5 separate regions of the Homo sapiens genome follow, and all the other regions are linked to region 1. The links are chromatin contacts, found by Hi-C or POLR2A ChIA-PET in ENCODE. All regions are on one chromosome and are shown on one strand. Each heading gives the region's core, a stretch centred on a gene start or an enhancer-like site at or near the end of the contact. The rest is flanking DNA. Distances are from core to core; before and after follow the strand shown. Region 1 has its middle 120 kb from the start of LINC00877. Region 2 overlaps FOXP1 (forkhead box P1). Region 3 has its middle 36 kb from the start of RYBP. Region 4 overlaps FOXP1 (forkhead box P1). Region 5 holds the start of EIF4E3 (eukaryotic translation initiation factor 4E family member 3).

What was found. A loop is a pair of places that touch in the nucleus more often than their neighbours do. ChIA-PET counts read pairs that join two places held with the same protein, here RNA polymerase II (POLR2A). Pooled maps may share reads with other maps.
Region 2: a loop to region 1 is called in a map with no recorded cell type, with 8 times the contacts of the local background. The contact joins two enhancer-like sites. A Hi-C loop is called at or near these places in 1 of 168 maps with a recorded cell type or tissue (Ramos), 4 of 37 single-sample maps with no recorded cell type and 2 of 50 pooled maps. POLR2A ChIA-PET finds 5 or more read pairs at or near these places in 1 of 52 experiments (OCI-LY7).
Region 3: a pooled map shows a loop between it and region 1 (6-fold over the local background). The contact joins two enhancer-like sites. A Hi-C loop is called at or near these places in 2 of 37 single-sample maps with no recorded cell type and 11 of 50 pooled maps. POLR2A ChIA-PET finds 5 or more read pairs at or near these places in 3 of 52 experiments (Caco-2, GM12878 and activated naive CD4-positive, alpha-beta T cell).
Region 4: a loop to region 1 is called in a pooled map, with 3 times the contacts of the local background. The contact joins two enhancer-like sites. A Hi-C loop is called at or near these places in 1 of 37 single-sample maps with no recorded cell type and 1 of 50 pooled maps. POLR2A ChIA-PET finds 5 or more read pairs at or near these places in 2 of 52 experiments (OCI-LY7 and activated CD4-positive, alpha-beta T cell).
Region 5: a loop to region 1 is called in a map of naive thymus-derived CD4-positive, alpha-beta T cell, with 2.2 times the contacts of the local background. The contact joins the promoter of EIF4E3 here to the enhancer-like site in region 1. A Hi-C loop is called at or near these places in 1 of 168 maps with a recorded cell type or tissue (naive thymus-derived CD4-positive, alpha-beta T cell) and 10 of 50 pooled maps. POLR2A ChIA-PET finds 5 or more read pairs at or near these places in 2 of 52 experiments (activated CD4-positive, alpha-beta T cell and activated T-cell).

Annotation. Positions count from the first base shown.
Region 1 is chr3:71,981,908-71,986,443 of GRCh38, reverse strand. No RefSeq gene overlaps it. Among named protein-coding and RNA genes, the nearest start is that of LINC00877, 120 kb to the left of the region's middle. RefSeq lists enhancers at 3,443-3,792, 4,033-4,122, 3,162-4,361. Within about 2 kb of position 1,368, at least 2 of the 41 ENCODE cell types and tissues checked have a DNase peak (open chromatin) inside an H3K27ac peak, as active enhancers do; they include OCI-LY7, where a contact is called at or near this core.
Region 2 is chr3:71,561,643-71,565,899 of GRCh38, reverse strand. The region is part of intron 2 of FOXP1 (forkhead box P1); the gene reads left to right. Among named protein-coding and RNA genes, the nearest start is that of FOXP1, 20 kb to the left of the region's middle. Within about 2 kb of position 1,384, at least 5 of the 41 ENCODE cell types and tissues checked have a DNase peak (open chromatin) inside an H3K27ac peak, as active enhancers do; they include OCI-LY7, where a contact is called at or near this core.
Region 3 is chr3:72,480,392-72,484,792 of GRCh38, reverse strand. No RefSeq gene overlaps it. Among named protein-coding and RNA genes, the nearest start is that of RYBP, 36 kb to the right of the region's middle. RefSeq lists an enhancer at 1,784-2,284. Within about 2 kb of position 1,697, at least 16 of the 41 ENCODE cell types and tissues checked have a DNase peak (open chromatin) inside an H3K27ac peak, as active enhancers do.
Region 4 is chr3:71,546,360-71,550,625 of GRCh38, reverse strand. All of the region lies in intron 2 of FOXP1 (forkhead box P1), which reads left to right. Among named protein-coding and RNA genes, the nearest start is that of MIR1284, 6.4 kb to the right of the region's middle. Within about 2 kb of position 2,610, at least 2 of the 41 ENCODE cell types and tissues checked have a DNase peak (open chromatin) inside an H3K27ac peak, as active enhancers do.
Region 5 is chr3:71,722,600-71,727,034 of GRCh38, reverse strand. It overlaps EIF4E3 (eukaryotic translation initiation factor 4E family member 3), which reads left to right and starts at 1,633. Exons shown (of 7, transcript NM_001134651.2): 1 at 1,633-1,843. The coding sequence starts at 1,668. RefSeq lists silencers at 1,909-1,978, 2,109-2,228.

The DNA.
Region 1 (4,536 bases), core at 119-2,618:
AGAGGAAAGGCCTAAGGCCCAGATTTTGTTCTGTTTGTACCCTCCTGGGTGGTGGCACAAGGGAGAGAATCTGAGGTCTTTCAGTCAAAACATCAGGGGTCGACTAGGCATGGTGGCTCACACCTGTAATTCCAGCACTTTGGGAGGCTGAGGTGGGAGGATCACCTTAGGTCGAGAGTTTGAGATCAGTCTGGACAACATGGTAAAACCCTGTCTCTACTAAAAATACAAAAACTAGCCAGGTGTGGTGGTGCACACCTGTAAACTCAGCTACGTGGGAGGCTGAGGCAGGAGAATTACTTGAACCAGGGAGGCAGATGTTGCAGTAAGCTGAGATAGCACCACTGCACTCCAGCCTGGGTGACAGAGTGAAACCCTGTCTCAAAAAAAAAAAAAAAAAAAAAAAGTGAGGGGTCATCAGGTGCAGCTGCCTTCACTTTGTACCATCAGGCCCATTCTATCTTTGATACATGATACCACGCAGTTCTACCTTCAGGAGACAGTCTTTGTTATTTCTCTACTTCTCTGTGCATGCGTGTGTGTGTGTGTGTGTGTGTGTGTGTGTGTGTGTGTGTGTGTGTTTTCTCCATAAGAATATGTAAGTTCTTCCAGAATAAGGAACCCTACCTCCCACCGAGTCTATCTTCCACCCCACCCGCCCCCGAGCAGCAGACTCTGAGACAGGAGTTTCAGTACACACTGTTGATTTGGAAAGTGATCCCACTAGGGGAGTTGGGAAATGAGACAGGGAAGAGAAGGAAGCCAATTTTGTGTGTTGCTGAGTGGGTTTTCACTGCAGACAACTGGGAACCTTCAGAAGACTGTGCAGAACCTACCAGGGTTAAGGCCCGCAAGGGGCAAGGAAGCTGATGCTTACCCTCCAATGCTCATTCATCATCAGCTGGGGCTGCTCTTGGGAGTATCAACTCCTGAGCACTTGCAGCCCAACATGTGTGCAGAGGAGAAAACCCTCAGGCAGAGATCACAGAGGACTTCGTAGGCGTGTAAGGAAGTCAGGGCCAACAGGATATGGGGGAAGCACAAGGCTTATGATTGTGGGCTTTGCAGTTAGAAAGTCCTGGATCCGAATTTTGGTTCAGCCAGTTGTGAGATTCTGGCAAGTTCCTTTTCTCTCTGAAGCTCATTTGCCTCCTTTGTAAATTAGAGATAATAATAGTCTACCTCACAAGGTTTTGATTCAAAATGAAACACTTACATGAAACGTTCGGTACATGCCTGGTGTGTGGGAAGCACCTGTGACCGTAACTGCCTTGTGCCATTTTAAGATTAGCACAGGACCAGCGCTGATAGCTATTGCTTGAATTGACTTTGAAATCTCAGTGAATGCTGGCACACTGCATTATGTTGTGTACACATTTTCATATCATGATTTTGACAGATTTGCACATGCTTTTGTTCTTTCTTTTTTTTTTTTTTTTTTTTTGGTAGCTCATTGTGGTTTTAACTTGAGTCTCCCTAATAACTAATGATGTCAAAACTGTTCTCATGTGCTTATTTGCCACATGTATTTTTTTTTTTTTTTTTTTGAGACAGAACCTTGCTCTGTTGCTTAGGCTGGAGTGCAGTAGCACCATCTCGGCTCACCGTAACCTCTGCATCCCGGGTTCAAGCAGTTCTTGTCTCAGCCTCCCAAGTAGCTGGGATTATAGGCACCCACCACCAGGCCCAGCTAATTTTTGTATTTTTAGTAGAGATGGGGTTTCACCATGTTGGCCAGGCTGGTCTTGAACTCCTGACAAGTGATCCACCCACCTCGGCCTCCCAAAGTGCTGAGATTACAGGCGTGAGCCACCGCGCCCACTGCCACCTGCTTTTGATACATCCTGGAACGTAAAGTATCTATTGGGTGTCAGATTGTAACTATGCGCCTGGGTGCACAGCCCCTTGCCTTTCTGGGTTTTGGTCCACAGAAAGCTAAGATATAAAGAGGGGAGGTATTCAGCTATTCAGAGGGGTTGAGAGACCAAGGAGAAGAAACGAGAGGGAGATGGTAGAGGAGACCCTCCCTTGAGGCTGCCCATCATTGTAGACAGATGGTTACTAAGGAGGAAGAGCCTGCATCATCTGGCGGCTGCTACAGGTGTGTCTGGCAGCTAAAAGTCAGACAGCTCAGGAAAAGGACTGTACCTTCCCATACTTCTAAATGTCAAGAGCAAGAGAGGGGCTCCCTGTGAAAGCCTTCTTAAAACAGAGCTAGCCTCAAGCATGATCCGGATATTAATCCTAACTTAATCTTGCATCACGTAAGGATTCTACTGAGCATAAAGGTCTTCAAACATAATATTCTTTGAATCCCAGTCTCCTCTGGGCATCACAGTGCTAGTTGTCTCAGCCTAGATTCTCTAGAAAACAGAGCTGGAGGCAAATGATTATACACTAATATTTTATTGGGAAGTGCAGTCCCAGGGATGATAGAGTGAGGGGAAACAGGAATGAGGTCAGGAATGAATGACAGCAAATATAAGAAGGTGCATGCCAAGTTGGCATGGAAAGCGATCGATTGCTCCAATTTGTCACTGTCCTCCGACAGGTTGTACACACATCTTAGGACAGTGTGCGCTCATTGGGAGGACAGTATCAGAGTTTATCCTTTCCAATAAGTTCTCCCAATTTATCATTTGACCAGCTTCTGTCCCTCACTGATCAAAGTGTTAACCACCCTGCTCACTTCCAGGTCACACATGTTGGGGTCTAGGCCACCTGGTGTCTCAGCAGCAACAGAGATGCCTTAGGGCAGGAGAGAAGAAGAGAGTCCTCAGCATAGGAGGCAAAGTCAGGCATGGGGCAAGAGCTGTTGGGTCGTGCTCAAGCAGGTGGTGTCAAAAACTCTCTCCTTGACCAAACTCTAGCCAGGCTCCTTTGAGCTCTTCGTCAACAAGGCCCCATCTTTGGGCATGTCCTCAAGAGCTCTTTCTCTTTTTTGAGACAGGGTCTTTCTCTGTCACCCAGGCTGGAGTGCAGTGGTGTGAACTTGGCTCACTGCAACCTCTGCCTCCTGGGTTTAAGCGATTCTCCTGCCTCAACCTCCTCAGTAGCTGATTACAGGCAATGCGCCACCATGCCCAGCTAATTTTTTGTATTTTTTTAGTAGAGACGGGGTTTCGCTGTGTTGGCCAGGCTGGTTTCAAACTATGGACCTCAAGTGATCTACCCACCTCAGCCTCCAAAGGTGCCGGTAATACAGGAATTACAAAGTGCCATGGCTGGCCAAGAGCCCAATTTTATCGAGAATCCTACTGTGTTTCTCCGGCCCATTTATTGAGTGACCCAAAAGGCTACCAGTTTTGAGTGAGGTCCAGAACAGGAGAAGGTTCTGCAATAGGTCCAGGCAGCTGTGCAAGCTGCTCTGCCATTTGGGCCATATGACCCAGCAGATCCAATGGTGCTTGAGGTGTCAGTGGCAGGTAGGGATGCCGTTTGTAGCCTTTGGCAGGCCTCCATAGGTGAATTGCAATGGAGGCTTCTAGGATTTTGGATCTAAGCCCTGTCATCTTCTGCAGATAACTACTCTCCTTTTGAGAGACAGCTCTTGGCCTATTACTGGGCTTTGGTAGAAACTGAACATTTGACTATGAGTCATCAAGTCACCATGCAACCTGAACTGCCTATCACGAACTGGGTGCTTTCTGACACATCTAGCCATAAAGTGAGTCACGCACAGCAGCATTCCATCATCAGATGAAAGTGGCATATACGTGATCAGGCTTGAGCAGGTCCTGAAGGCACAAGTAAGTTACATTAGGAAGTGGCTCAAATGCCCATGGTCTCCACTCCTGCCACCCTGCCTTCTCACCCCCAGCCTGCCCTGATGGCCTCGTGGGGAGTTCCCTCTGATCAGCTGACAGAGGAAGAGAAGACTAGGGCCTGGTTCACAGATGGTTCTGCATAATATGCAGGCACCACCCGAAAGTGGACAGCTGTAGCACTACAGCCCCTTTCTAGGACATCCCTGAAGGACGGCAGTGAAGGGAAATCTTCCGAGTGGGCAGAACTTCGAGCAGTGCACCTGGTTGTGCACTTTGCATGGAAGGAGAAATGGTCTGATGTGTGATTATATACTGATTTCATGGGCTGTATAGCCAATGGTTTGGCTGGATGGTCAGGGACTTGGAAGAAGCATGATTGGAAAATTTGTGACAAAGAAATCTGGGGAAGAGGTATGGACCTCTCTGAGTGGTCAAAAACTGTGAAGACATTTGTATCTCGTGTGAGTGCTCACCAACAGATGACCTCAGCAGAGAAGGATTTTAATAATCAAGTGGATAGTATGACCCGTTCTGTGGACACCACTCAGCCTCTTTTCCCAGCCACCCCTGTTATCACTCAATGGGCCCATGAACAAAGTGGCCATGGTGGTAGGGATGGGCTCAGCAACATGGACTTCCACTCATCAAGGCTGACCTGGCTACAGCCACTGCTGAGTGCCCAATTTGCCAGCAGTAGAGACCAACACTGAGCCCTCGATATGGCACCATTCCTCGGGGTGATCAGCCAGCTACCTGGTGGCAGATTGAT
Region 2 (4,257 bases), core at 135-2,634, 420 kb after region 1:
CCAAATGACTTCTGGGGCAGAAAGTATTGCTCTGTGATCACCCAGCGTTACCCCCTACCTTATTTTTGGACATCCTCAGTTGGGCATTCTAATACAAACATCATTTAAACATCCAAACCCAACATCATTATGCGTAGAGATCTTTGTCAACAAGCTTATGAGATTCATCTGCTTCAACCTTTTATTTACTAAATAGATGGCCGCCCAGGATCAAATGGGCCATCTTTATGCATAGTTACCATTTCTGCAACAAATACGGCTTTTAGTTACATTTTGACTACCGAAAATATACTAGGTACTATACCAAGTATAAGCTGCCGCTTTTTCTTTCTAGCCTGAGCACTTAATTAAGACCTGACAGATTGATTTTTCCATTAGGCCAGAAGGCAGGTGTCGTCTTGAGTAATTCTTGATTTGAATTTCTTATTAAGAGTCTGTTTAGCTCCCCCCCCATCACTGCCACCAAATATGTGTATTTAGCAGAGACTCTCTCTTACCCAACGAGTTTTACACAACGAATTGGTAACAACCAAAATAAAATATCCTAACAATAAAGTACTGTTTCAAAGGTACCAATAAGGAATGTTGCCTTCCTGCTGCAGTGTGCCTGGTATCCCTATAGAAGGCCTGCCCGTGGGTTAATGTGGTCTGGTAGTCTGAAGCCCGTGAAGCCATCATTTCTCATCCTTTTTTTAACCCCTAACACTCCACTATGGACAAATTGACAGAAGACATTGGTATCTGTATAGCCCCTAACTCCTCAGTGGATGATTTGACTTCTTTCATTTTTCTTTTTTCTTTGAGACAAAGTCTTGCTCTGTCGCCCAGGCTGGAGTGCAGTGGTGCGATCTCGGCTCCCTGCAACCTCGCCTCCCGGGTTCAAGAGATTCTCCTGCCTCTGAGACTACAGGCGTGTACCACCACGCCCTGCTAATTTTTGTATTTTTAATAGAGACGGAATTTCAGCATGTTGGCCTGGCTGGTCTTGAACTCCTGACCTCAGGTGATCCACCCACCTCAGCCTCCCAAAGTGCTGAGATTACAGGCCTGAGCCACTGCCTGTAATGATTTGATTTATTTTCTTTCTCTTTTCAATTTCCATCCTCCAAAAATGTTATGGAAATAACTTCCCCAAAATGATTGTCTGCCCGTCCACTGAAATATAAATTCCCACTTACAAATAATTTTTAAGAAAACTCTGTAATTGACATTTAACTCCAGGGATAAAGAGTGTTGCTAATCTCAGCCTGCATCACTGGCCAAGGGTGTAACCAAATCCTCATCCAATGTGGTCATGTGTGTCAGTCACACTGCAACGTGGTAGTTACGGGCAGCGACTCAAGGTCGGCCAACCAGAGACTTTTAACACTTGTTGGGTGACTCAAAGCTTATTAACCTTTCTGATTTACCTTGATCTTCCATAAATGTGTGTGTATGTTTGTGTGGGTTTAAAAGGACAGAATAAAGAACTTACCTCATCAATTTGTTCGGTGGATTAAATGAGATAATCCATGTGGAATGTGACACAGGGTGCCTGGCAAATACAGGAGCTTTATATATGTTAGCTTTTCTGATTATTACTATTGTATCGTTATTGGTTAAAAGTCACATTAAATAGCCAAGGCAGATAACGGATGAGAACTTTGCAAAGATTACGAAAAAACTGAAGGAAGCCTACCTTGTATATGTGGCATGAGCTTTGGAACATCAGGTTAATTACCTTATTGCTGTGTTTTGGGGTTTGTGTTGACTTGCTTTGGTTTTTGTCTGTTTGCTTTTGAATAAGGTCCTAAAATACGGTTTTGCTGGGTTTTTTATTTGCTTCTGAAATTAGTGCAGGTGCAAGTAACAGGAAGTGAAACCTTAAGTGGCCTGAGGGAACCTCATTCAAATGGTGCCAAGCAGGTATAATATACAAGCATTATCACCTTACTGATAATCTGGCATACTGTGGGTATTCACACGTGCCATTCAGATTTCAGAGATGAAGTCATACGGCAGTTTGGCACCAGCTTGCCCAGCTCCTTAGGAAAGGTGAGAGAGAGGAAAGCCCTCATTTTTTGAGACAGTGTTGAAAACACGGTTTTACTTGTCGAGTGGCACAGGATTGCAGTTGTCATTTGGTCACATTGTCTTTGACGTTCCACCTTGGGTGCAAGGAAAATATCTTTAATAAGTGAATTCACACCCTGTTTATAGAGTTACAAAGTCTCCTCTGGGTTTGAGACTGTGTTACATATATCCTCATATTCTGAAATGTAGAAAAATTTACATATTGAAGACCCAAGACTAGAATACCACATTTTCATGGCTACAATACAAAGTTTTCCAAATGTTTAAATATTCTCACAGCCCGGTGGTTATATCTAAATAAAGCATTGTCCTTAAGACTTACTTTGGTTCTTTGTCCTGAAGGATTTAGAGAGAACCCACAGTTGCTTTGCCTTTGCGGTAGGTAAGGTGACTCTGTTCTCAGCCAGTTGCCGATCTTTGCATGCACTGAGCCCTTAGACATGCATTGAGTTGAATAAAATTTGCCCAGCTTGGTCTGCCATCCTAGGGGGCCTCTCCATGTGCCCTTTTTTGTTAAACTCAGAAGTGGGTCATATGTACAAGATGCCCATCTATGTCTTGCTTTTAGTAAGAAAGCATCTGAAACAACCTACTGCACCCCATAGAGTAGCCAGAGCTTTTGCATCTCTCCCCTAGGGCTCCACTGAGCCAGGATGTTGTTCCTTTTCCTTCAGCTTGCTCCTCCCCAGCCACTCCCTGGCCACAGTCACACACATACACATACACACACCCCTCTGCAGTTTGCTCCCACTTTGCCTTGCATGGCCAGCCTGGCTCCTCATTCATCTCTCCAACCTCAGCAGGCTCACATTCTGTATTTTCCTGGAAGGGCACTTGCTAGGGGCACAATGCTTCTCTTCCCATTGCTCTTAAAGGAAGGGATGAGAACAGGGAGCGATTGCATGAGTGGGAGGGAATACCAAATAAAATAGAGACAAAGGAATGGGCCCAGGAAGTCCAGATTATGTATCTGTTGGGCCCAGAAGTCTTTGCTCAACTTCTTATTTGAGTAAGACCCAAGAAAGATCCAGTTCCACTAATAGAAAAACCAAATTATTCTATTCCTGACATGTATCATCTCTGAAGCAGACAAAATAGAACTGAGCCTCAGTGTGGTCCCTTAGTATTTGGGTGACCTTGGGTCAATTTCTTAGCCTCAGTTTACTCTTCTGTAAAATGATTTTGTTGTTGATAATAGGTACCTGTCTGGGTTGTTGTAAGGATAATTCACATGATGCCCAGTGTCTGTCATATCCTAAGCCCTCAGTGAAAGGTCAATAATATTAGCGCTTATGACTCTGTTGGTTAAAGGCAGTAGTTCATTGTGCCTAGTCAAGAATCCAGCCCAACACATAGTTCAGTAGATACTGAGCCAGAGTCTGGTTCACATCCCCAGCCTGGCCACTGACAAGCCGCATGACCCTTAGACAAGCTATTAACATTTCTGTGCTTCAGTTTTCTTACCCACAAAATGGTATGATAGCACCTGCTGCGTAAGGCTGGTGGTGAAGATTAGGTAAGTTAATGTATGTAATTTACTTGGAACAGGGCAGAAGGCCTAGAACATAAGGAGCCCTCAATAAATCATAGGCACTACTGTGGTTGCCCTTATTATGCCCACAGTGATTATCATTGCTCCCTGTCCAGGCAGAAACAACCATTGGGAGGACTCATGTAGAGTTCTTTCATATCCCTCCATTTCTTGACAGCTCGGAGGATAGAAGCCCAAGACTGAGACTTGGTTGGAGAGTCTTGGTTTTAAACCCAAACTCCTATCATCAGGCCTCCATGCTTGGCCCTTTTTCCTTTTTGTCTAGGATGGAGACATATGGAAGTACTTTGTAGTGGTCTAGAATCAGCCCTTGGCTTTGCAAGTAGAAGATGAAAAATGTTTACTTGCTGTTTGCTATACTTACTTGCATTTTCTTTCTTTCTTTCCATATCCCCCAAGAGAAAGAAAAAAAGAAACTGAAGGTGGGAATGCATCTTTGGAATTTCCTAAGTTAGTGGAATAGTGAATGAAAATACTGTGCAAAGAAATATACTGGTGCTCGATGATGATTTTCATGGGATAGAATTTGATTTGCAGTGATTCTGTCTAGGATCATATATAAGGGACTAGTCAGCAAATGCCAGCTCTGCAACCACCACGGCATTCAAAATGCTTAGTGAGTGCCAGCGCTG
Region 3 (4,401 bases), core at 448-2,947, 500 kb before region 1:
TGTGCCTGAGAGACACACGGTAGGTAGTCAATGAATGGCCACAGAAAGAATGAGCAGTCACTTTACAGCATCTGTGCTGAGCCCCAGCACCTCTCAGCTCCCCCATGCCCAGGGACACTTTAGATGTCCATCAAGCACTAAAATAGCAACACTTATAGGAAGGCATGGGCAAACTTGTAGTAGCACTGGCAAGTACGCTTATGACCTTTTCCTCCAGTTTCCTTTCTCCCTATATATTCTTTAAAGCAAAGGGTTGCAGAAGGTCAGAATGGAGCATGATCTTTGTTCCACGAGTATGTTGTGCTTTGATTAAAATATTCCCAGTTACAGGCTCGGTGAGGTGGCTCGTGCCTGTAATCCCAGCACTTTGGGAGGCTGAGGTGGGTGAATCACTTGAGGTCAGGAGTTCGAGACCAGCCTGGCCAACATGGTGCAACCCCGTTTCTACCAAAAAATACAAAAATTAGCCAGGTGTGATGGTGTGTGCCTGTAGTCCCAGCTACTCAGGAGGCTGAGGCATGAGAATCGCTTGAACTTGGGAAGTGGAGATTACAGTGAGCCGAGATTGTACCGCTGCACTCCAGCCTGGGCGACAGAGTGAGACCCTGTCTCAAAAAAAAAAAAAAAAATTCTTAGTTACATGAGAAGCAGGCCAGTGTTGCCTTCATGGCATTCCCAATTGAAGCACTTATCCCTATGAAGTGACAAACTCTATACATACTATAAAGGTTAATAGCTGGCCAGGTGTGGTGGCTCACACTTGTAGTCTCAGCACTTTCGGAGGCCAAGTTGGGGGGATTGCTTGAGCCCAGGAGTTCGAGACCAGCCTGGGCAACACAGTGAGACCCTGTCTCTATGAAAAGTAAATAAATAAATAAATAAATAAATAAATAAATAAATAAATAAAAAGTTTAAGAGCCCAGCCTGTGGAAGCAAGATGACTTTAATTAAAATTAATCCCAGCTGCTTTATGAACCAGCTGTTCTTGGGACGTCTCAGAGCCTCAGCTTCCTCACCTGTAAAATGGGCATGATAGTAATATCTTTCTCAGGGGCTGTTGTGAGGATTTTGAAAAGCAATGAACATAAATGGCTGACATTCCACCAATACACACTGAGTAAAGTGCCTAGAACATTTTCAGCCCTCAATAAATATAACCTATTAAAACACATGTTCTGCTGAAGCCAGAATCTATGATTCTTCCCTCTCACTCTTAAATAGATTTTTAAAAAAGCATTTGATCTAATTATGTTAAAGATATATATACAAGGGGAAGACAGAAAGAAAACATACTATGATCTTTCCTGTTTGTCTACGTGTGTGATGCTATATATAATTTTTATTTTCTTCTTTCAGGCCTCTTGTGTTCCAGATTCTTTTGCAGTGAGCATATATATTAGTTTTACGACCAGAAGATAAGCCTTGACAAATGCTATCTTTAAAAGAGAAGAAAATATCGAGGCAAACTGCAGCATGATTTTATAGAAACTGAGTGAAAAAAAAAAAATCCCAGCTAGATGGAGAATTAGATGTTTTCTGGTCAAGAGCTTATTGGGAGGGAAATGACATCAATTTGGGTTCGCATCAGCTTGAGTGAAAAATCATAATGCAAAATGAAAGTACACGGGGCGGGTGCGGGGAGGGGCGCTGAACCCACGCTGGGATTTTGCCGTGTGAATCATCAAGCTAGAAATGACCTCAGGAGGGCATGTGGCCCCGCCCCCACCCCTCACCTCGGGAAGGTTGCCCAGCGACTTTTCAGGACAAATGAGCAATGGTCCTATTTATAAGCCCTCTAGGAACTAAATCTACACACATTTCCTTCCTCCTAAGCTTCAGGCAGTCTTGATTTAGCTTTTGCAGGTGCCCTCAACTAGCATTCTCCAACCTACTTCTCCTTCTGCCTGGAAGAGGCCTGGGAGTTGTCCCAGATCTTTCCTACCTACCCCTGAAGGACCCTGGGTCCTTGAGCAAAACCAAATCCCCCGGAAGTCAGTTTTGTCAGCTGTAAAATAGGGATAGGAAGGATTTGAAGAATGCCTAGCTGGGAGTGAAAAGGAGGCCTTCCAGTGCCAGAGGCCGTGTCTTTAACCATGTCTATACCTCCCTGGTGGGAAAAGGCAAGACACAAACAGAGGTAGCTTGTTTACAACAAATTGACAGGAATTTGAAGTTGGGGGTGGCAAGCTTGTTAAGAAGAAGCCAAGGCCACAGAGATGGGAAGCAGGAAGGGATTGAGAGGAGAGGGTCCAGAGAAAAACAGAGGCAGCTCAGGAGAGCAATGATTAGCAAGGACATCTCTAGAGCAAGAGAAGCCCCCGGTGTAGGGACAGTCCAGAAAACTCAAGAACCAGGATGCTATATTGCTTTTTTTATTTTTATTTATTTTTTACTTTTTAAAATATTTTGAGATAGAGCCTCGCTCTGTCACCCTGGCTGGAGTGCAGCAGTGCCATCCTGGCTCACTGCAACCTCCACCTCCCAGGTTCAAGTGATCCTCCTGCCTTAGCCTCCCAAGTGCCTGGGATTATAGGTGTGCACCACCACACCCGGCTAATTTTTTGTATTTTTAGTAGAGACAGGGTTTCACCGTGTTGGCCAGGCTGGTCTCAAACTCCTAACCTAAAGTGATCCACCTGCCTCCCAAAGTGCTGGGATTACAGATGTGAGCCGCTGCACCCAGCCAAGAACCAGGATGCTGTGTTCCTGTAATTGACCAGATATGCAGGACTGCAATACCCCTTCCGTTATCCACAAACACTTTTGGGAACCAGCTTTGTGTTCATGATGCTATGAGGCATGGCAGATGTGAGGTGGTCCAGGGGTAACAGAGATGGGGAGAGAGAATGGCAGCTTCAGGAACAGAGGATGATGGCTAAGGACCAGATGACAGTGGTGACCGAGGGCGTAACCCCCACTGACCAGGAGAAGGTATGTCTTTCTGGAAATCTGTGGAGTTTTTGAAGATGTGTCAGAGTGCTGCAGTGGGGCTGAAACCATTTTCTTTGTTTGTTAAAGAGTGATTACTGAGTTCTGAAGAACCTGGGGCTCTCCAGGAGGGAGGTTTTCTGGGTGACAAGTATTAGCAGTGTAAAATGAGTATTAGTGAAGTGCATTGCTAGCAGCATTTTTTTTTTTTTTAAAGGCAGAATCTTGCTCTATCACCCAGGCTGGAGGGCAGTGGCAGGATCTCGGCTCACTACAACCTCTGCCTCCTGGGTTCAAGCGATTCTTGTGCCTCAGACTCCCAAGATTACTCAGGGTTACAGGCACACACCACCATGCCTGGCTATATTTTCAGTAGAGACAGTGTTTCACCATGTTGGCCAGGCTGGTCTCAAACTCCTGGCCTCAAGAGATCTGCCTGCCTTGACCTCCCAAAGTGCTGGGATTACAGGTGTGAACCCCATGCCCAGCCTGCTAGCAGTTTTGATGTTGGTATTGTATTAGTATTAGTATCTATCTTAGTCTGTTTGTGCTGCTATAACAAAATACCACAAATTGGGTAATTTATCAATTTATTTCTCACAGTTCTGGATTCTGATAAGTCCAACATCAAGGAACTGGCAGGTTTTGTGTCTGGTGAGGGCCCAGTCTCTGCTTCTAAGATGGTGTCTTGAATGCTGTGCCCTCCCACGCAGAAGGCAGAAGGAAAGGCAAAAAAAGAACCAAACTGCCTCCATCAGGCCCTTTTGTGATAGCATTGATCCATTCATGAAGGCAGAGCCCTCCTGATCTAAACACCTCCCCAAAGGTTCCACCTCCCAACACTATTGCATTAAGGATCAAGTTTCCAACACATGAATTTTGGGGGACACATTCAGATCACAGAAATATCCATATTCCTTCCCCTCCCTCAAGTCCTGGATGAGCTCCTACGTGTATTCTCCTAGGGCCAAATCAATGAACCACTGCCCAGACCCTGCCTCCCTGCATGTTGATGAGAGTGGCATGTGGTATTGAATTAAAAGCCCTCCAGAGGCGAGGAGATACACTTATTGCTCCCTTATCCGCATGCCAGGTCACTTCATCATGAGAGGAAATTAAATTGGCTTGGAATGAATTGCTCCTCCCAAAGCCATGCTGGTCCCTAAACCTTCCTAGATGGCTCCAAAGCTGAAGGGTTGATTATCTATTGCAGCATAACAGATTTCTGCTCAGTTAAATAGCCCAAAGTGACAATACACTCACAGTTTATTCTCTCACACAGTTTATGGTAGGCAGGAAAGAGGGAGTGGCTCATTGCATGGTTGTGGCTTGGGGTTGCAGTCAGGAGGTCACCTGGGCCTGTGGTCATCTGAAGATCTGGGCTGGAGAATCTGCTTCCAAGATGGCTCACACCTGCTGGCAGGTTGACAGGGAGGCCTCTGGTCCTTACTTGCAGGACCCCTCCATAGGGCC
Region 4 (4,266 bases), core at 1,361-3,860, 440 kb after region 1:
CTTTTTCCAGTAGTTTTCTTTTCTTTACAAGTTAAATTGGTCACTTTCAGCACATGCTTCCATGGCTTTGCTTTCTATTCACTGGATGTTAATTTAGTTTAAAAATATATTCAATAGATAACTAAATAAAACTTCTGTGGCAGTATGATTTTAATTGTTTTTATAAATATTAGTTTGTGTAATTTATCTGTCACCAGGCCTCAGTGAGATAAGAACTCCTGTTATCCTCATTTTGCAGATGTGGAAACTGAGGCACGGAGCGGTTATATAACATATTAGCTCACGGTCAACAGCGGATAAGTGGAATAGGTAGGATTGAGACCTACGTGGTTTTGTTGAAGGGTTTGTGCTCTCAACCAGCTTTGCTATGTGATTTATAATCGTTTTACTTGGGGGCAGGTGGGGATCATGGAGATGAGAGAGCTAAGTCTCCACAGGCTTCCTCCTCTCCCCGCTTTGTACCATCGCCAACTCCAATGATGTGGCTACTTCTGAAGAATAAACTGTGTTAGGGCTGGAGGCGGGAGGGTGAGTGGGGCACACACTTGCTTTTGATTTATTTATGCTATACTGTTTGCAGTACTTTTATACAATGAACTTGTCTGACATTTGTAGTTATAGTTTTAAAAATAAGGTTCTTTGAAAAAAAATTTTTTGACATATGCTTAGCTTCAAATTTTAGAAAGGCATGTTCTAAATATAAAGAGGCCTAAAAAAATTAAAAGTTTACCAGAGAGCGTTTTTTTTTTTTTTTTTTTTTTTTTTACTCCCAGCATTAGAGTATTCTGTAATATAATTTACCATTTCTTCCATCCTCAAGGGCTTTCAGCAAGTCTCAGTTCATGTGATGATTTGATGTTACAGTTGAAATTGAGACAGTTTTGTTCCCATTATATCTAACCTGTGAACTGAAATATTTGAGATATGTTTTATTAAAATATATATGTTTTGGGCTAGGTGTGGTGGCTCATGCCTGTAATCCCAGTACTTTGGGAGGCCTAGGTGGGTGGATCGCCTGAGGCCAGAAGTTCAAGACCAGCCTGTGCAACATGGTGAAATCCCATCTCTACTAAAAACACAAAAATTATCCAGGTGTGATGGTGTATGCCTGTGATCCCAGCTGCCTGGGAGGCTGAGGCAGGAGAATCGCTTGAACCTGGGAGGTGGAGGTTGCAGTGAGCCGAGATTGTGCCACTGTATTCCAGCCTGGGCAACAGAGTGTGACTCCATCTCAAAAAATTTTTTTAAATAATAAAGTATATGTATTTTGGAGTCTAAAAACATGTGCCTTTACTCAGTAGAGAAGTTAGAGATGAGGGAAAACCCCAGCGACTGAACTGTTGCCATGAAAGAAACACTAGGTAGGGGAGAAGGTTATTTAATTTATCATTCTTTCGGTTGTGTTAGTTCTAAGTGGTGTATGCTCAGTATGTTGCTAAGAGTTGAGTTGCATCATATATAGAGTCAGTGCATAAGTCTCATTAAGTTAATATTAACCTTGAAAACCCAATATATAACCAACTGGTGGGCCCTTAGCAGCTCAGAAGTCAACAATTAACTTCTTTGGGTTAATACACCTTTGAGGCAGTGTTGTGCAGTGGTTAACGTTCCTGAGTTTGAATCCCAGCTCTGCCTCTTATTAACCTTGGATATGTTATTTAAACACACCGCCTTAGTTCCTAAATCTGTAAAATGGCAATATTTACCTCATCATGGTCCTGCTTTGACTAAATGAGTCAATACAGTATAAACAAAATGCTGACTACTTTTTACATAGCACATGCTGATGAAATATTAGTGATTCTTATTAGTATTAGCTTTGTCTTTTTATTTTGACTTCATCTCATTTCTTTTGGGGGGGTAAAGGCCAAGTCTGGTTTCAGGGGGCTGGGGAATAGAGAGGAAGGAATAAATAAAAAAGAAATGGGGTTGTGTGCGGTGACTCACACCTGTAATCTCAGCACCTTGGAAGGCCAAGGCAGGAGGAGTGTCTGAGCTCAGGAGTTTGAGACCAGCCTGGGCAACATGGTGAAACCCCATCTCTACCAAAAATACAACAATTAGCTGGGTGTGGTGGCTCACACCTATAGTACTTGGGAGGCTGAGGCAGGAGGATTGCTTGAGTCCTGACGGTTGAGGTTGCATCAAGCCGTGAGAGTGCCACTGCACTCCAGCCTGGGTGACGGTACAAGACCCTGTCTTAAAATAAAAACAAAAACAAAAACAGTTGAGGAAGGGGGACAGGAAATACGTTGAATTATGCTAGACTGTTATGAGGCTGTTTGGGAGAAAAATAACCAACATATAAACTTACGCTATTTGTGTGTGTGTGTATTTGTGTATGTGTGTGTTTAGTTTTAAACTAGAGCTGGATCTTGCATTCAACCTCCATTCATAGGGCCAACTTTTTAAAACACCCACATTAATGGTGATGATCAGTGGTTTACAATAATCTGCCAGTCACCCACATTTTCAAAGGTATATTTAAACTTGGGGGTGTTGTCCATGCTGGAATTCCTGTCTATCTTTGAGACAAAGAATGAGGCCCCATTGAGAGGCCCCAGCCAAAGAGGAACTGCAGATTGCCTCATCCTCTCTCTCTGTTCACTTCTTTTCCAAAGCCCTTTGTCCTCTTATGAAATTGACTGTTTGTACTGACCTGGGGCTGGCTAAGTCAGTTTGGTTTAAGAGGACTTCTCTGAGTTGGGAAAGAAACCTTAGACCTTTTCTTCCAACTAATAAAGATGTACACAACAAGAGCTCAGACCATTGTGGCCAAAAGGCCTCATAAATATGGGAGGTGATGATGACCACCAAAGGATTGAATAGTCACAGCTGTCCTCTCTTCTCTCTGGACCTTGCTGGAATGGGTTGCTTATAGGGTTGCTACTGATAAGTAGCCAACCAGGTGTTTGGTTGAAGAGGCCATTAGGTAATTGTGCCAGGACTAATTCTCTACAAGAACTTTGTGTGTTCACATTCTTCTCTGCCTTGGGCCCCAAGAACAGCAAGTTGCCTTCTAATGTCATAGAAGGAAGAAAATACATGCATTGCCCCTTAAGTGTGGCTCTGAGTGGCCCTTGCTGGGTGACATTGGTTCCCTAGTGGTATTCAGAGCCCTTTAAAAAGAGGTCAAACGGGGCCCAAAGGAGCACAGCAATCCGTGGAGACCATCTGGGCCTCGCCCTAGAGGCCCCACCTCTACCTTCTTTTTGGATAAGGCCTGATATGGTTGTTTACCTGCCAAGCCCTCCTTTCCTCAAAGAAGAGCGTTCTTGCTGGGTTTCCACAAACCTGCTGTCTAGTCCTGCACTGTTTGTTCCTTGATCTGGTGGTTGGGGCTGCACTGGTTGCATTTTGGTAGGCAGGCAGACCCCTCACAGTGTTAAAATGAAGGGGAGGAAAGGGTAACCTTTCCTAAACTACCTAAGAAGAATGCTAATCCCAACTGTTTCAGAAACCTGTAATTTTTAGTTTATGTAAAACTCAGATAGATTGAATTCCCCCTTGAACCTTTTTGTATTTCATAAGAGTTTTATTTCCTAAAACTGACAGCAGTGACAGTTGTGTTAGAATTCAGCCCTGAGTATTTATTTCTAGATTTCACAATTTGTTTTGTCTTCGTAGCAAGCAATTGCCTTCCTTCCTTTCTCTCTTCCTCTCTGTGTCTCTGTCTCTCTCCCCTTCCTTTCTTTGCAATTTCCTTCTTTTCTCAAGCTCATGATGAAAATTGACCCTTCAGTTTTATTTTCAGATGAAAGCTCAAGCAACAAGCCAGCGCTTGCCTCCATTAGTGGCTCTGGGTAGTCCTTGCAGGAGAAATCACCATCAGCAAATCATCGTCCGTTTAGAGTGGGCTGCAGAGGCTAGGCAGCTCCCTGACTTCACTGTCCAGGAGCCTCTTAGAAATGAGCAAGGAGTGGCACTGGTGCTAGTGCCATTCAGCAAGGCTTTGGAGGTGTGCTTCGCTGCATTGGGGTACCTGATGAACAGCATCTCGGTGGTTGGGTATCTTGCACCCAGGCTAGAAGGTTAACTTCCATTAAGCTTTATTCAACCCTGCATCATAGAAGTGGTGGGTAGGTGTTTGTGCATCTCTGTGTGTATATGAATGACATGGCCAGAGGCTCCACTGTTCCATCATCGAAAAGTTTCTTAAAGGGACCTTATGAAGAACCACATGGAATTTGTAACTTGATCACGAAATTTGGACCATTAAGGACCTGAAAATAGCTCTTCGGTTTTGTGGGTCACACCTTTCTCTAA
Region 5 (4,435 bases), core at 384-2,883, 260 kb after region 1:
ATCTTAATCTTATCTCTGTTCCTCATCTGTAAAATGGGTTAATAGTATCTTCCTCATTGGCTTATTGTAAGGATTAAATGAGTTATTACGGGTAAAGTGCTCAGAGCAGTTTAAACAATGCCATATACCACGCTTCTTGGAAAAATGAAAGGAGATATTAAGCAACAAGATAAATGCATCTAACCAAAAGCACCCTCCCCTGTTTTAGTGTTGGACAGATTTTATAAAATCTGTCATTGCTTCCAGCATTGTATGTTGTATAGAAGTTAAGTTTAAAGCAGCGGTCTTGTTTTTATTATTGTCACTTTATGTGACCTTGATTACCTTTTAGGGAGGGCATCTACTCTGGGATTCATGACAGTCTGCTATGATGCTGTTGATGCCCCTGAACTCATCTTGTTTTGTAGCTCTTCCATCCCAGCGAATGCTCAAGGCATGAACAGAACACATGCTAGGCCAGGTAGAAGGTCAATGAGGAGATGGCATCCCACGCCCTTCACTGTTCAAAGCCAGAGAGGAACTATCTAGAAATTCAAGTGTAAAGAGGATGTCCATGCTGGTTGTGACATGTGTGTTCACAGGCCTCATGCCTTTGCTTTTCTTTTGAAAAAGAAAGTGACAGAGACCTGGGGAGATGCTGTGTTAGGAGGGCCCCTCCTACTTTGGGCTCAGGAATCTCACCGCCTAAGGGACTTCCTGGGTGCTCAGAGGTACAGGAAGCAGAGCGCTCTGTGTTCACAGGTGCCCGCTTTCCTCCTCCCGACTCGCCGGTGCTTTAGGGCAGATCTGGATACTTTGGCTGATTTTGGGAAATGTTCTCTGAAGTTAGCCACACGTTAAGCCAGGCTTGAGGCCTTCACTGTGGTCACATGGTAGCTCCAGAGGTTGGGATGGGGGCTCTGGCCCCTTCAAATCAGCGGAGTTAGGAAGTATGCTCTCACCAAGAGGAATGCAAAGCCCACCTGCTCCAACCTCATGCCCCAGTCGGTGGTTCTCTTGTTCGTTCTTCTTTCTCGCCCTTTGTTCTGTACTCGCGGGCACTGGAGTCTCTTTATCCATTTGGCCATCGGTTCCCCTCTCCATTTATCTGTCACACCCAACTGTGCTTCCATCTGCCCTCCATCCCTCCTTCTCTCCTCCAGCCATCTGCCAGCCTTCACTCCATCCTTCTGACTGCTGGTATGTCTGTCCATCCCTCCTTCCCTCGCACCACGTGGGTCTGGGGCTCCATCCCCTGTCCCATCCATCCCTCCATCTGTCCCTAGCCTGCCGCTCCATCCCGCTGCCCTTTTGCATGGCTGCAGAGCCAGCCCGCAGACCGTTCCCCGGTCCCTCTCACCCCCGTGGGCCCTCTAGCCCGTCCCCGGCCGCCACTCCAGGCCAGGCCGTCAGTCTCCCACGCTGGGCCCGCGCCTGAGCGGGATCGGCCCCCCATCCCTCCGTGGGTCTGTCTTTGTTCGGCGGCCCCGGCCCGGCCGTGCCTCCCACGGCCCCTCCGCGCGGCTCCCAGGCCCTGAAGGCGGCGGGCGGCGGGCGGCGGGCGGCGGGCGGCTAGCCCGGGGCGGGGCGGGGCGCGCGGGGCGGGGCGGGGCGGGGGCCGGGGGTGACTCAGCCGCGCTCGCCCCGCGGTCCGCGCGTCCGCCGGCCTTGCAGGCGGGGCGGAGAAAATGGCGCTGCCCCCGGCCGCCGCGCCCCCCGCCGGGGCCCGGGAGCCGCCGGGGTCCCGCGCCGCCGCCGCTGCCGCCGCCCCCGAGCCGCCGCTCGGCCTGCAGCAGCTGTCGGCGCTGCAGCCTGAGCCGGGCGGGGTCCCGCTGCACTCGTCCTGGACCTTCTGGCTCGACAGGTGAGGGGGCGCGGGGCCCGCCGCGCACGGCCCCGACCCGGGTCCTGCCGCCACCGCCGCTTTGTCTCGGCGCGGCCCCTCGCCCCGGCCCCGCTCCGCTGTGGCACAGACCTCGGCCCCTCCGCGCGTCCGCCTGCGCACCCCGGGACTCGCCCCGCCGGGTCGGAAGCCAGCTTCGGGCCGCGCCGGGCGGCTGTTCGGCGTCCTCGCCTCCGGGCCGGGGGAGGACAGCGCAGCCCGAAAAGTTTCGGCAACACTTTCTACCCCTTGTTCCCTTCCGATCGGAACGCGGCGTGCTGGCAGGGCCGTGGGAGAGGGTAGGCGAGCTGGGGGTGGCCGCGTCCCTGCTGCAGGGAGAGGGCTGTCCTGCTTACCCCGCGGGGCGCCTGGGAGCTCAGGACACGACCTCAGCTGTGACAGCGCTCGGAAAAGTTGCCCATCCCTTGGGAGGTGTGCGGTGGTGCAATGATTATTGCACGGCGGGCGCTCCCACCCCGTGTCCGGCCGCTGCTGCCGTGGACTCCTCTTCCAGTTCTTCCTCATCCACTGGGCAGGTATTTCCTGAACACCTACAGTGGAGCCACACACCTGCTATGCGCTGGAGATTCAATAATGAGCAGCAGCTGACCTTGTCAGGAAGGGGGTGAATTATGGCTTTCTCAAGGGACAACCCAGGTGCCATCTTTTCAGAAAGACCCCCTGACTACCGTATCTAAAATAGAAACCTTGCTCCCTCGTTTTGTATTCTCCTGCCCTGCCTTCTTTTTCTTCCTAATGCTTAATGCAGCTGGATTTTATTATATATGAATTTGTTTACTTTCAGTCTGTCTCCCCAGCTCCTCAACACCTCCCCTCAGTTAAGGATAAAAGAGCAGTGGATTTTTGTTTTTGGACATTTTGGACCTAGAACTGTGCCTGGTCCCTAGTAAGAACACCAGAAATTGTTATGAATGAATAGATGGATGAATGCAAAGCCCCTTCTTAGTGTCTGCCCTGCAGTGGGTGCCCAATGATGACACCTCAAGGTTGTCCCAAGAGCATTTGGAAATTTTGATGAAACCGTGTCTATTCTGGCTAAGTGTTAGGAAGAAATGTGTGACAGTGTTCTGAGAAGTTTGCTTGGTACACACAAATCTGGTTTTAAAAGGCTTTGCATAAAATGACTGCAAGATTTTGTTTTAAAAAAGTGATATTCATTTTTTTTTTGGTTAAGACAAGCTCATTTCTTTTTTCCTTTTGGGTTCTTATAGCACCCGTCTATAAGAATTGTCACTTGCTGCCATTTTCTTTGCCGGAGACCCAAAAAAGTTGGGGGTGGGGGAGATGGAGTGAGTTTCGTTCTTTCAAAACATTTTCACTTTCATTATGGGATGCTAAGAGAGCATTATACTGTCATAACAAGCGTGCTTTTGGCAGACCTTAGCAGAATGAAATCGTGTCTGTTTTCATAGGTGTGCTGCAACTGTGCTATTGTTACCTGGTATCTGTTTTCAAGGTGTTAAACCTGGACCTGTGGTCTAAATTGTGAATACTGCTGACTGGTGGAAACAGTATCAAGAGAGTTTCTTTTTAAACAGGTCTAAAATTAGTTTACATGTAGGAACAACACTTTTAAGGACTGGTCTAAAATGTCAATACTACAGATAACACAATCTTTTAAGACTAGTAGCTTAAGATTATAGTAACTTTAATGAAGACAAAAACTATATCTATACTATTGATTTACACATTTTTGTTCTCTAAAGGTCGATCATCAAATGAAATACATTATTGCCACAGTGTCCAGATCTTTAATAGAAATGGCTGTATTAATTTAGAAATTATAATGAGTTCCAATATTGTACATATGAATTCATTTTGCCCGATCAAACAACTCATAATTTTTATTGAACTTTTTCTCCTTCTGTGGGAATCCATTACCTTTATATAGGGTGCCCCTCTCCCCCTTGAGGTTATGAACACATTATGATCTAGAAGTTCATTAGTAACTTTTCTCCCCAGGTAAACAACATTCTAGAGACTGGTGAGGTTCTCAGGAGAGCCCTCCAAGGCAGCCTTACCTGCAGCATAGCCAATGTCTGCCTGGCAAGATGACATCGGTTTTTGAGTTCCATAGCATGCAAAGGCCTCTTGCTACTTAAAACTCCCCTTTGGCATCCTACCTCCCGGCCTGTCCTACTTTCCAGCCTACTGTGTGCTGATGAGCAAGCCATCTAGCTGCCCCAAGCCTCACTTTCATTGTAAAATGGGATAGTCATAGGCTATGTCTCACAGGGCAGTTCTGAGGATTAAATGAGAGACATGATGTACAACACCTAACAGGTGCCAGCTGGTAGAAGGAGCTTCCTAAGCATAAACTACTAACACTGTCATTACCATGCTCCCCAGCTACCAACCCCTCCCCATACCCACACCCCAACAAACAGTCTCTGGAGCAGCTTGTCTGAATTCTGTGTTGGGAAGCCAGAAACCTAAATTCATTCCCCTCACTGGATGAGTTGGAGAACTCCTCTGTAAAGTTATTAGTATTTTTAATAGTCAACTCCAATAAGTCCTTATTTGGTTAAAAAATTAGACTGTATGGTTAAGGAT